Regions from separate parts of the Homo sapiens genome. Here region 1 is linked to region 2. A link is a loop called in an ENCODE intact Hi-C map of the cell type or tissue named here. Cell type or tissue: CD4-positive, alpha-beta T cell. All regions are shown on one strand. Each heading gives the region's core, and the rest is flanking DNA. Links, peaks and the distances in the headings are about the cores only. Region 1 overlaps RYBP (RING1 and YY1 binding protein). Region 2 overlaps RYBP (RING1 and YY1 binding protein).

Evidence for each region. Hi-C counts contacts between places; a loop is a spot of excess contacts. Peaks named below come from ENCODE experiments on the same cell type or tissue, not always from the same donor. Only the 100,000 strongest peaks of a DNase experiment are listed, where the experiment ranks them.
Region 1: a loop joins it to region 2, with 2.7 times the contacts of the local background. A loop is called at or near these places in 15 of 110 quality-filtered maps.

The regions. Positions count from the first base shown.
Region 1 is chr3:72,373,283-72,378,668 of GRCh38, forward strand. It overlaps RYBP (RING1 and YY1 binding protein), which reads right to left. Exons shown (of 4, transcript NM_012234.7): 4 at 1,315-5,355. The coding sequence ends at 5,103. Among named protein-coding and RNA genes, the nearest start is that of RYBP, 71 kb to the right of the region's middle. In CD4-positive, alpha-beta T cell, for the core only: no CTCF peak of the experiment used is centred there; a DNase peak (open chromatin) is centred at 2,549.
Region 2 is chr3:72,434,699-72,440,084 of GRCh38, forward strand. All of the region lies in intron 1 of RYBP (RING1 and YY1 binding protein), which reads right to left. Among named protein-coding and RNA genes, the nearest start is that of RYBP, 9.2 kb to the right of the region's middle. In CD4-positive, alpha-beta T cell, for the core only: no CTCF peak of the experiment used is centred there; no DNase peak of the experiment used is centred there.

The DNA.
Region 1 (5,386 bases), core at 265-5,264, 61 kb before region 2:
CCTTCCAGAACCGCTGGGAGGTCAGGGGCGTGCTAGACCAAGGGCCTCCTGGACGTCCCTTATGTTCTCTTCACTGCCCAAGGTGGAGTCTGGCTGGTTTCCATTTCCACGCCGTAGGGCTATGAAATCAGAGAGCACAAGCCTGGGCCCTTGCTGGCTGAAGTCGTCATTCCACCCTTGATCAAGAATAATTGAGCAAGAGCTGCTTCCATGATCCTGTCACACTCTAGCCATGGGATTTCTCAATGGGGATCTGGACACTTGGTGTTAACACTAGAGTTTGGCTGAGGATTAGAGAAAACCTTTTTGCCTCCCTTTCCGTCCACACAACTGGAAAGAAACGACTCTTCCTTGTGCCTCCCCTGTAAAGACCAAGTGCTTGCTTTGGTCCACACCTGGTATGGGAGACAATTCCCATCCTCCTCCAAAGGATGGTACCAGTGCCACCAGCAGTGGGGGCCCTCACAGTGAACTCCTCAGGCACAAAAGCAAGCAGAGGGGCATGGGGTTAGCAGATCGCACGTCTGTATCCAAAATGGCCTGTGGGAAACATGAGAGACCCCATCCAATCCCTGTCCTTCAACCCTTCCAGATCCTTTCCAAGACTTCTGAGGGGCCAAACTTGGGTCACGTTCAGTACTAAAAAATGAGGACGAAGAATGGAACTTGCTGTTTTATCAGAACAGACCCATTTTCAACTCAACATCCTGCGCTATTTACACTCTCTTCCTTCCAGTGCTAGTTCAGGTGCAGACCCAGGACAAAATAATCGGGGATGGATCTTGACATGTTTTAAGTGGTTTCTTAATTCTTTGGAAGGTTATAGACTGGTATGCCTCAGCACCTGCAGCAGCAGGCAGGAGTCTCCCTCGCATGGGGCAATAAGTGAGCTTGTGTGGCTTTTAGGTTAGTAACACACTTTATTCACATCTCTGAGACATAGTTGACCTAAATCCAGTTGGCCAGAAACAGGGGTTGTCTTTTGAGGATTTTCAGTCCTCAATTAGCATATTTTAGCATCATCTCCATTTTCTTTCCTTAAATCCCATTTCCTTCCTTTACATCATTGCAATCTATCTCAAAGGTTACACTTAGGAGACAGTTCATTTTCTTTCAAATTTTGGTGATTCTTTTGCCCCATTATGTCTCCTTTTGCATCTTTGAGGTATGTACTTAAGATACCCAGCTATTTCAGCTTCTGATAAACAAGTTCTAAAATACAAAGTGAGCTTCCTATTCACATTGGAAATATTCCACAGATTAAAAATTAACTATTATTCTAAAGGCTAAAATCTATACACACAAAAATAAAGATTTCCAATGTAAATTTTACTATTTTATTTGTGAAAAAACTACAAGCAGAATTCATAAATAGACATTTCTATTTAAAGCAGGAAAATGATAAAGTGGCTTCTAATAACATAGTCGTGCACATGCCAGTAACAGGAATATATTAACATCTTTTATTTGCTAGACAAAGAGCAGTGTCCAATATAAATTTCCCCCAAAACATTTAAGACCTGTGAATTTTTGACCAGTTCACAAAACCACCAACTGACACTTTAGCATGAAGAAAAAAACAAACCTAACAGACTGTCAGCTCTAAAGACATTACAGAGCAGAAACTTCCAAAAGCGTTATACAAGCTGTCTTTCTGGGCAAATGAAAAATATAGCTCGTATAATACATTAACAAAAATTCACAAGATAAGATTGTTTTGACATACTTAACAAGCATTCTCTATTTGTCTCCAACAAACAAAGCTAAGGAAATAATGTAACCATCTTTACACAGTAAATTAAGGTTACAAGTCATACACAAGAACAGAACTGCTTGCGCATTAAAAACTGTTCAGCTCCATTGTCATACTCTAAATGTTGGCTCTTAAACCATTTTCGGTTACATACAAGCAAAGGTTATTATATATTCAGCAATTAATAAATTTTCAATAATTTAAGATACGGTAGCTTAAAAAAGTAGACTGAGAATGGTCTTGATAAGGCAGGTGAAACATCTTAGTGGAACTAAACTCACAGAAGCTTCTGCCAATGTTTTTAAATATCCAGATTGAAACTGAAAGGTTTTGATTAGAATATTGTGTGGGTGTCAAGATGTCTTTTTTTTTGTAACTGCATGACTCAAGCAGAGCAAGTCAGGTAAGCTCTGTGTGCGCGCACACGCACGAGTGTGAAAGATTGCGTGGTATTAAAACAAATGGAAACTTGCAAGCGTAACACTGTGCTTTTTGTTTGTTTAACCTGCTTTCTGTGCCACTGAATACCAAGTATTTCTGGTCCTCTTTTAATGTATATCTTTATAATCTACACTAGTGTTTTTACACGCTGCCTACTAATTGTAGGGCATACTGCAGACACAGGAAGTTACAGGAATTCCATTTCCAGAATACATGCCTGAGGGATGTCATCAATTTCCAAAATTAAAAGTCTATAAAGTACCTACTACCTCACTACCCAACAGAATACACCACAGCAGCTAAAGGGCTGGCCCTGTAACATCTGATTGCTTAGATAACTCCCACTGTTAGCTGCGGTTTCTACAAAGATGGTAATTTCATGCCACTTGTTCTAAAGCAATCTTCTTCCCCTTCCTTCACCCCTCCCCATTCTTTAATTTATCACGGAGGCAAAACTGAAAAACCAAAACATTGGCATGAATGAATTAGCAGCCTATGAGTAGCTGGTTAATCAGCTTTTTCCACTAATCTATGGGGTCCAATCACTTTACATGAAACTAGTTTTTGAAAAAGTACACAGTGTGTCTGAACAAAGTGCATACCAACAGTTATTGGTTCAATAAGCAGTGCAACCTACATGAGTTTGGTGGCATTTAAGTTTTTTCAAAAAGTTAAAAACAGCAATTTCTTAAACCTCTGGAAAATAAATATGGCTGACTAATTTACCCTCCCTGAGACCCTTAATAAAAGGAATATTAAAACTTTAGAAGGAATGTCTTTGCAATATCCCACCAATATTAAAATGTGGATTTAAAATTCATAGTCAAATCACTATGTATTATATATTCTGATGCTTATAGAAAGCATCTGATTTCCTTTGGTTCATTAATAAATACTTTAAAAATGTATTTAAAAAGATAAGCAAAGCTTGCATCCCAGACACAAGCATTATTTTAAAAAGGGGGGAACATTGTCCATGCATTTGAGAATAGGACCACAGCAACAAATGGCACTGCTTTATAATCTATACCTTTGAGAAAAGAATTTAAATTATGGTACATTAGTGACTACAGAATAGTTTTAATGTAAATGTGAAAGGAACCTTTCCTGTTGGCTACTCAATTCAAGCTGTTAATTTTTTTATTTGTTGCCTCCACAGACAGAAATTACTGCTATTATTAAGCAAACCAGGTTTTTAACACCAAAATGTGGTGCTTCATTACAAATCAGGCTGCCCTCCCGTGAGTCCCTAAAGGTCAAATAAAGAGAGGTAACCTCAAATTCTCATGCTTGAAATGTCTCTGAAGTACTACAAACTCTGTATCTAAATGTAAAAGTCAAATAGAAGAGAGACCCCACATCCAAACAAAAGCAAAACAAAATTTTAAAAAATTATTTTAATAAGGAGAGGTGGAATCTTATTAGTGGTCTTTGATTATTTTTTTTTTTTTTTTTTTTGCAAGACAGTAAAAAGAGTGAAGAGAATGAAATAGAACAGTTTACTCAAGCTATCTTTATGTCCAGGAAGAAAAAAGATTACATGCTGCTCGCAGTAAGTACGAGCTTTCCCTGCAACTCTGGCTGCAGGCGCGCAAGCCGTTCACCACTGGAGTTCCTACCACAGCAGGGGATTGAGAAATGTCTCCAAACACTGAAAAGCTCCATGTCAGGACTGGATGTGTGGTTGATAACCTTTGTTCAGTAAAACAAATCATAGTAGGTTTTGAGAAGGAAAAAAAGAATGCTCACAACTGAATCGGTAGAGTGAAGGTTTATCAGACAAAGGGACATGAGGCAAACAAATTTTAATTACAGAAACCACCACTGCAATGTCATGTAGAAAGGAGAAACAAGGGACTAGCTTCCTGGATGGACCAAAAATACAGTTTATAGACTGTTTCAATCCTAAAACTAAGACAATTTCTAGATTTACCTCAGACATGAGTAGAGGTCTGGAAAATGGATGGAATTCAAGTTACAGAATACCATATTTTCATGAGTGCTTATGTAAGAACAGCAAATGATAACATGTAACCGTAATTTACACGAATACTTGGCATTCTGGAGCTACTTTAGTTACTTTTGAATGATCAAAGCCCTGCCCAACTAAACCACTTGTGATTTGTCAGTTATTCCATTGCAAATGCAGGCTATCTGGAGCAGTCTTTAAATTTGAGATCACATTGTTTAAAAAATATATATTTTTATATCGTCCAGTACTCTTTAGACAGATGAGAGAGTCAAGTTCCCACATGGATTGGAACATACTTCATATAAGACTGATTTTAATTAAATTTCAGCACTTTCATAGAAGGGACTGTCCCAGATCTGTAACTGTTCAATGTTGTATTCACTTCACAGTGTATCAAGCACCAGCGTTGCCATGGATTGGTTTCAAATAACCCTTTATATATAATTTTATATTTATATATATATAGTTATATCAAAACTGATAGTACATAGTATAACTGGAAGAAAGAACTAAACTTAAAAGGATATGCTGAAAGGATGGAGTTTGTGAACACAATAAATAAAAGTTCCCTCCCCCTCCCAGCCCTCCCCACCGGCAACAAAACAAAAACAAAAAACCAGTTGTAATGTACATGGAAAATTGTGCACAGCAGATTTTTTTTTTTTTATAAAAAGTAGATTCAGGAGCACATCCAATTATAAATGATTGTTAGGAAAATCATATAAAACAATGGAATACATAAAAGTGTCAAGAGTAATCGTCAGGGTGCGAAATTCCTTGGTGGCCAGATGCCCATGGCAAGCAGAAATTATCCTGGCAGCATCACTAAGAGGTCGATGTCCACAGAAGATTCTCCAGGGATGCAAGCAGCATGGGCAGGTGGAGGTTTTGAATTTCATACCCTGATTCATAGTTTTCACAATTCCATGTGCAATTTCAGAAAGATTCATCATTGACTGCTGACATGTCGCCCTTTGGCGTGGAGGAACGGGAGGAGCCCTTGTCTGTGCTCTCTGACCCCGAGCTGCTCTGGTTCTGCTGTTCTGACCCTGCACTGGAGGTCACTGTGGATGAGGATGTCGATGAGGAGCGAGTCTTTTCCTTAAAGTCTGTGATAATGACGGTGACGTTGCCCACAGTTACTGCCAACTGCTGTGCAGTGCTCCTGTCCACGTTTTTCAGCCGGGGCCTAGAAGCAACACCACAGGGGAAGAGCCAAT
Region 2 (5,386 bases), core at 101-5,100:
AGAATGTTAATTCTTGAAATTATCCTATAGTACGAGACCTTTTAAGATTGGCTTTTTTCACTCAGCATAAAGCCCCAGGAGTCCACCCAAGTTATTCTATGTATCCATAGTTTGTTCCTTTTTGTTGCTGAATAGTATTCCATAGTATGAATGTACCATTCACCTACTGAAGAACGTGTGAGTTTTTTCTAGTTTTGGGCTATTACATATAAAGCTGTGGACAGGTTTTTTTTGTGAACATTAGCTTTCATTTCTCTGGCATAAATGCTCAGGAGGCAACTGCTAGGTCATATGGTAAGTATATGTTTCATTTTGTAAGAAACTGCCAAACTATTTTCCAAAGTGGAATGTACGATTTTATATTCTCACCAGCAATGTGTGGCAGATCTGAAAACTTAAAAAAAAAAAAGACAGGTATGGGCTGCGTACGGTGGCTCATGCCTGTACTCCCAACACTTCGGGAGGCCAAGGCAGGCGGATCACGAGGTCAGGAGATGGAGACCATCCTGGCTAACACGGTGAAACCCTGTCTCTACTAAAAATACAAAAAAAGTAGCCGGGTGTGGTGGCGGGCACCTGTAGTCCCAGCTACTTGGGAGGCTGAGGCAGGAGAATGGCGTGAACCCGGGAGGTGGAGCTTGCCGTGAGCCAAGATCGCACCACGGCACTCCAGCCTAGGCAACAGAGAGAGACTCCCTCTCAAAAAAAAAAAAAAACAAATGACAGGTATGAAAACCTACCAAACATTTTTAACAGCTGCAAAATATTCCATCATGGTGGTTCCATAATTTTGGCAATTCCCTAAGGATCCCTATTTAAGTCATTTTCAATTTTTTGTTGTAATAATGACGTAATTCGTAACAGAAATTTTTATAAGCAGGTCAAGCAAATTCCTAGAAGTTATGTTGCTGGATCACAGGGTACAAATATTTCAAAGGCATTTGATACTAACTGCCGTACTGGCAGTCAGAAAATGTAAATCAACTCCCATACTCGCAAAGAGTCTATTAGAATGCCTATCTCTCAGTCTCACTGAAGTTATTTTTTTAATCTTTAAAACTTGATTTGCCAAAAAAAAAAAAGTTATCTTACTTTGTATTCCTTTGAGTAATGGGTAGGCTATACATTTCTCATATTTACTGACTTAATTTGTAGTTATTTTATTACTTATTTGCATTCTTTGCAGGCTTTTTACTGGAATATTGGTTTACTGATTATAAGACCTGGTTCCATCTCTCCGCTGTGCAATGCAAAAAAAAAATAGGATTTTTTTTTTTCTTGAGACCAGGTCTTGCTCTGTCATCCAGGCTGGAGTATAGGAGCGCAGTCATAGATGACTGTAGCCTCGAACTCCTGAGATCAAGGGATCCTCCTGACTCAGCCTCCCAAGTAGCTGGGATTACAGGTATGCACCACCATGCCCAACTAATTTTATTTTTGTAAAGACGGGTTCTCACTTTGTTGCCCAGGCCGGTCTCAAACTCCTAACTGTGAGCAAGCAAGCCTTCTGCTTCAGGTTCCCAAAGTGCTGGAATAACAGGCATGAGCCACCACATCACAGCCAGAAATGAGATTTTTTTTTTTTTTAAACATATCTGAAATCCAATCCTAAGTGCTAATAATGCAAGATAGATGATTTTAGAATGCAAAAAGATAAGAGTTTAATTGATATGGTTCCCTAATTTATAAACACTCCTATACTTTGCACAATGTTTTCATCAATTAAGGCATCACCTCAAATGCCAAAAACATGGTTCCTATAAATGCAGACCACTTACTTCTCTTAAGTTCACTTTGAAAATGTCAACATCTAATTTTCTGAACCTCTGGGAATGGGACTCAGCAATGTGTTGAAGAAGTCTTCTTCCAAGTGATTCTGATAACATGCTAAAGTTTGAGAACCAGCACTCTAAACAAATTTAGAACAAAAATATTACATGTGGGTTCTCTTGTATACATAATTATTCTTTAATGGAAGATTTGGGCAAAGTTAATTATGCTATAGATATTAAGAATCCAATGTTTTGGTTCTTCCCAAAATGAAAATAATCCTGAAATAAATCTGGATTTTATCTTTATTTTCTACAAATAGAACTCTAAAACCATTAAGTGTTCATAAAACTTCTCCCCTAGAAGAAGAAATCAAAATGAACTCTATCAACCAACAGGCCAGAATACACGCCTTTAAAAATCAAACTTACTTTGTTTCATATAACACATAGCATAATTCCCACTACCACAGGGAACCATCGTTTTGAAAATTCAGTGAAATATCATTATTAAAGCAAAGCACCTGGAAAACCGTAGTTACTCAAATACGTGAAGTCCAATGAACAAACTGCTCAATAAATAATTCTGAATGGCAGGATGATGGGTGACATTTGTTTATTTGTTTTTCTGTTTTAATCTAGGGACTAGTCAAGTGACAGGAGTTCTGATTCCTGCAGTTCTTCCCGTTTCCCTGAGTTTAAACATCAACTTTCTCTCATTGGCTACGTGGGCCAATAAATTTTTGGCTTTTTTGACTTAAGGTAGTTTGAGCTAGATTCCTAATTATTGCAATCTTGACTATTTCTGTAGCACTTATGATACTAAACCTGTTTAGTTTTGTAAAAGAAGGGCAAGAACAGTTAAACCACATAGCTACACAAGAAATCTGATTTGTTCTTAGAAAGCAGCCACCAGGTTTGTTTTCTCCCTATGACTAACTACCATGTATTGTATGTATTATGAGACCCAATACACCGATGATACTGGCATCATATATCACCCTTAATTTCATTTCTTGTCCCTCTCAAAGGCTGTTAAAGTTTCATCCTAGGTTGTATTTGCTAATGCTCTTAAATTGTAGAGAAAAATATTTTGAATACATTTTAAGAAAGATGCTTTTTTAACATATTCCTTCCACTAGTTTCTTTTCCCAACCACAGGACAATTTAAGTAGATTTCCTAAATTGACAGAGGGAGAAAGGAGGAGAGAAAGTCATATTTAATCCTATTTAAAAACAAAATTTTTACCATTTACCTTGTGATCTCAACTATTCATGATTTCTGAGTAACACAGTAATTTATGTGCATTGCCCTTACTGAGAATTCCTTTTTGGCAGCACAGTCTGTGTCACTCATTGCATGGAACTGAAAATACAGCTAAATAAATGAGTGAAGTGAATGAGTCAAGACTTCAATCTCCAAAGTAATTAATCCAAATTACTCAACAGAAGAGTGGCATACACAATGTACAAAGTATGACTATCAAGGGTACAAGATGCAACTACCAACTTATAGGTATATTAACACGGCAGAACAGATAACATTTCCAACAATACTCAAAATGGTTTTGCCACCATTTTTAAACCGCCATAGATGCCAGTTTACAAACAGGAATGTCGTTGCTAATCACATCTTAACACATCTAACATTCCCCACAACTGGTTTGGTACCACATGACTGATCCCCTGCTTTATTATCAGACTTTCCAGTATGACTACTGGCCACTGAAATCACCGATGGGCAACAGCAAATAGAAAGAATTGTCACAGTTATTTAGGGAAGTGTGTCAATGCTCTGAAGCTCAAAACCACTCCAGAAGTACTTTAAATGCACTGCCTACAGCCTCCAAGGCTACAGTTCTGTGTGTAACTTCTAGTACTTTTTTTTTAGAGGGGGTGTGGGGCGGGGAGTAGGGAACTATAACAGAAAAACAGGAATACTAGTTTAAAGGGCCCACTTCATAAAGACAACTTTCCCCTAATCCAGTAACATTCAACACACAAGATGAAAGCCCCAAGATTTTGAAAAAACAGTTATTTATTAGAACTCTTAACTGGAACTCCTTCTCCCAGGCTTCATTTATTCTGTATACATTTACTCAACCCCTACCAAATGCCAGGCACTGTAACAAACACAGCAAACTAAAGCCATGAAACAAAAAGGTCTTGCCCTCAAAAAAGGTGACAACCTAAAAGAGACAGATTGGAAATCAAATTAAAAATACAGTCTATGTGTTATGACAGAGGTATGAATGACTGGAGGGGAACGGAAAGGCTTCCTGAGACACAAGTCTCAGACAAACAGGAGTCAGCCTGGACAAAAGGAAGAAGCATTTCAGAAGAAGACACAAAGGAAAAGCATATGAAGGTAAGGTTAAGGAAGTGAGATATCATGGTCCACGGTTGGAAAACACCAAGCAGTTTGGCATAACACACACAAACGCTGTGTATGGAGGGCAGACGGAGCGATGATAGGCTGCTTCCAGAAATTCTAAAGAATGACACAGAAAAGGACCAAATCACAAGCCCCTTGTTGATACTCAGGATTGGATTTTATCCAAAAGGCAATGAGAATCAGGAGATCATTTTAAGCAGGAATGGGACATAATCTACTTGGGATTTTAGAAAACACTCTGATAGATGAATTCAGCTTTTCACCCTGTGGGATCTGAATTGCCTTTAAGTTGTTCAAGTAGAGATGCCAGGAAGCAGCTGGATTTGTTTGTCCTGTGTTCGTGTGCATGGGAGTGGTGATGCAGGTTAACAAATAGTATCTGGGAATCACCAGCTCCTGAGGAGATGTGGAAAGGTGTGGACATCATCACCTAAAGATAGTGAAAGGGAGGGGGGCAAACAACTATTAATAAGTAACTTGTATCAACCTATACAACAAACCTTATATCCAAGAATCATAAGGCCCAGTTTAGATCCCAGATTCAGCGAGGATTTTCCTGAGGAAGCCCCAGAGAATGACTATCTCTAACTTCTAAAAAGCACTTGTGGTCTCTATTATGTACTTGCTCATACCATGGCGTTCACATCACTGGGTACTTCACTGGCTTTCTTCTTATGGTCTTATCTGTCAACAAGTCTGCTAAGTTCCTTGAAAGCAGGAATTTTCCCATTTATTCAACCAATGCCTCAAAAGAGAAATGACTGATAAACAATACTATTGATGAGAGGCAAGAGCTGACTCCTTTTACGTCCTCTAAAAAAGCTGCACACACCGGGTTTCATTCCTTTTGCATAATGATGCCTGGAGGAAACAGCTGTTCAAGTATGTGGGTAATAAACACAGGGTGAAGACAGGTCCTCTCTCTAGAACGTGTAAGGAAGGGTCTGCATGCAGAGTTGAATGTCAAAGATATTCTCAGGATAAGACAGACTGGTAAAATAAGCAAGAACTGCACACAACAACATGGATGAATCCTGCACACCTAACCATGAGTGAAACAAGCCAGATTCAGAAGTATATGCATGTACCATGGTGCATACACTGTGGCTACTAAGCAAAGTGGTACATACAGTATGTATGCTTCTGAGTCTGGCTTGTTTCACTCACTGTGGAGTATACTGTATATAGGCAGTGGTACATACAGTATTTACTGTGTACTGTA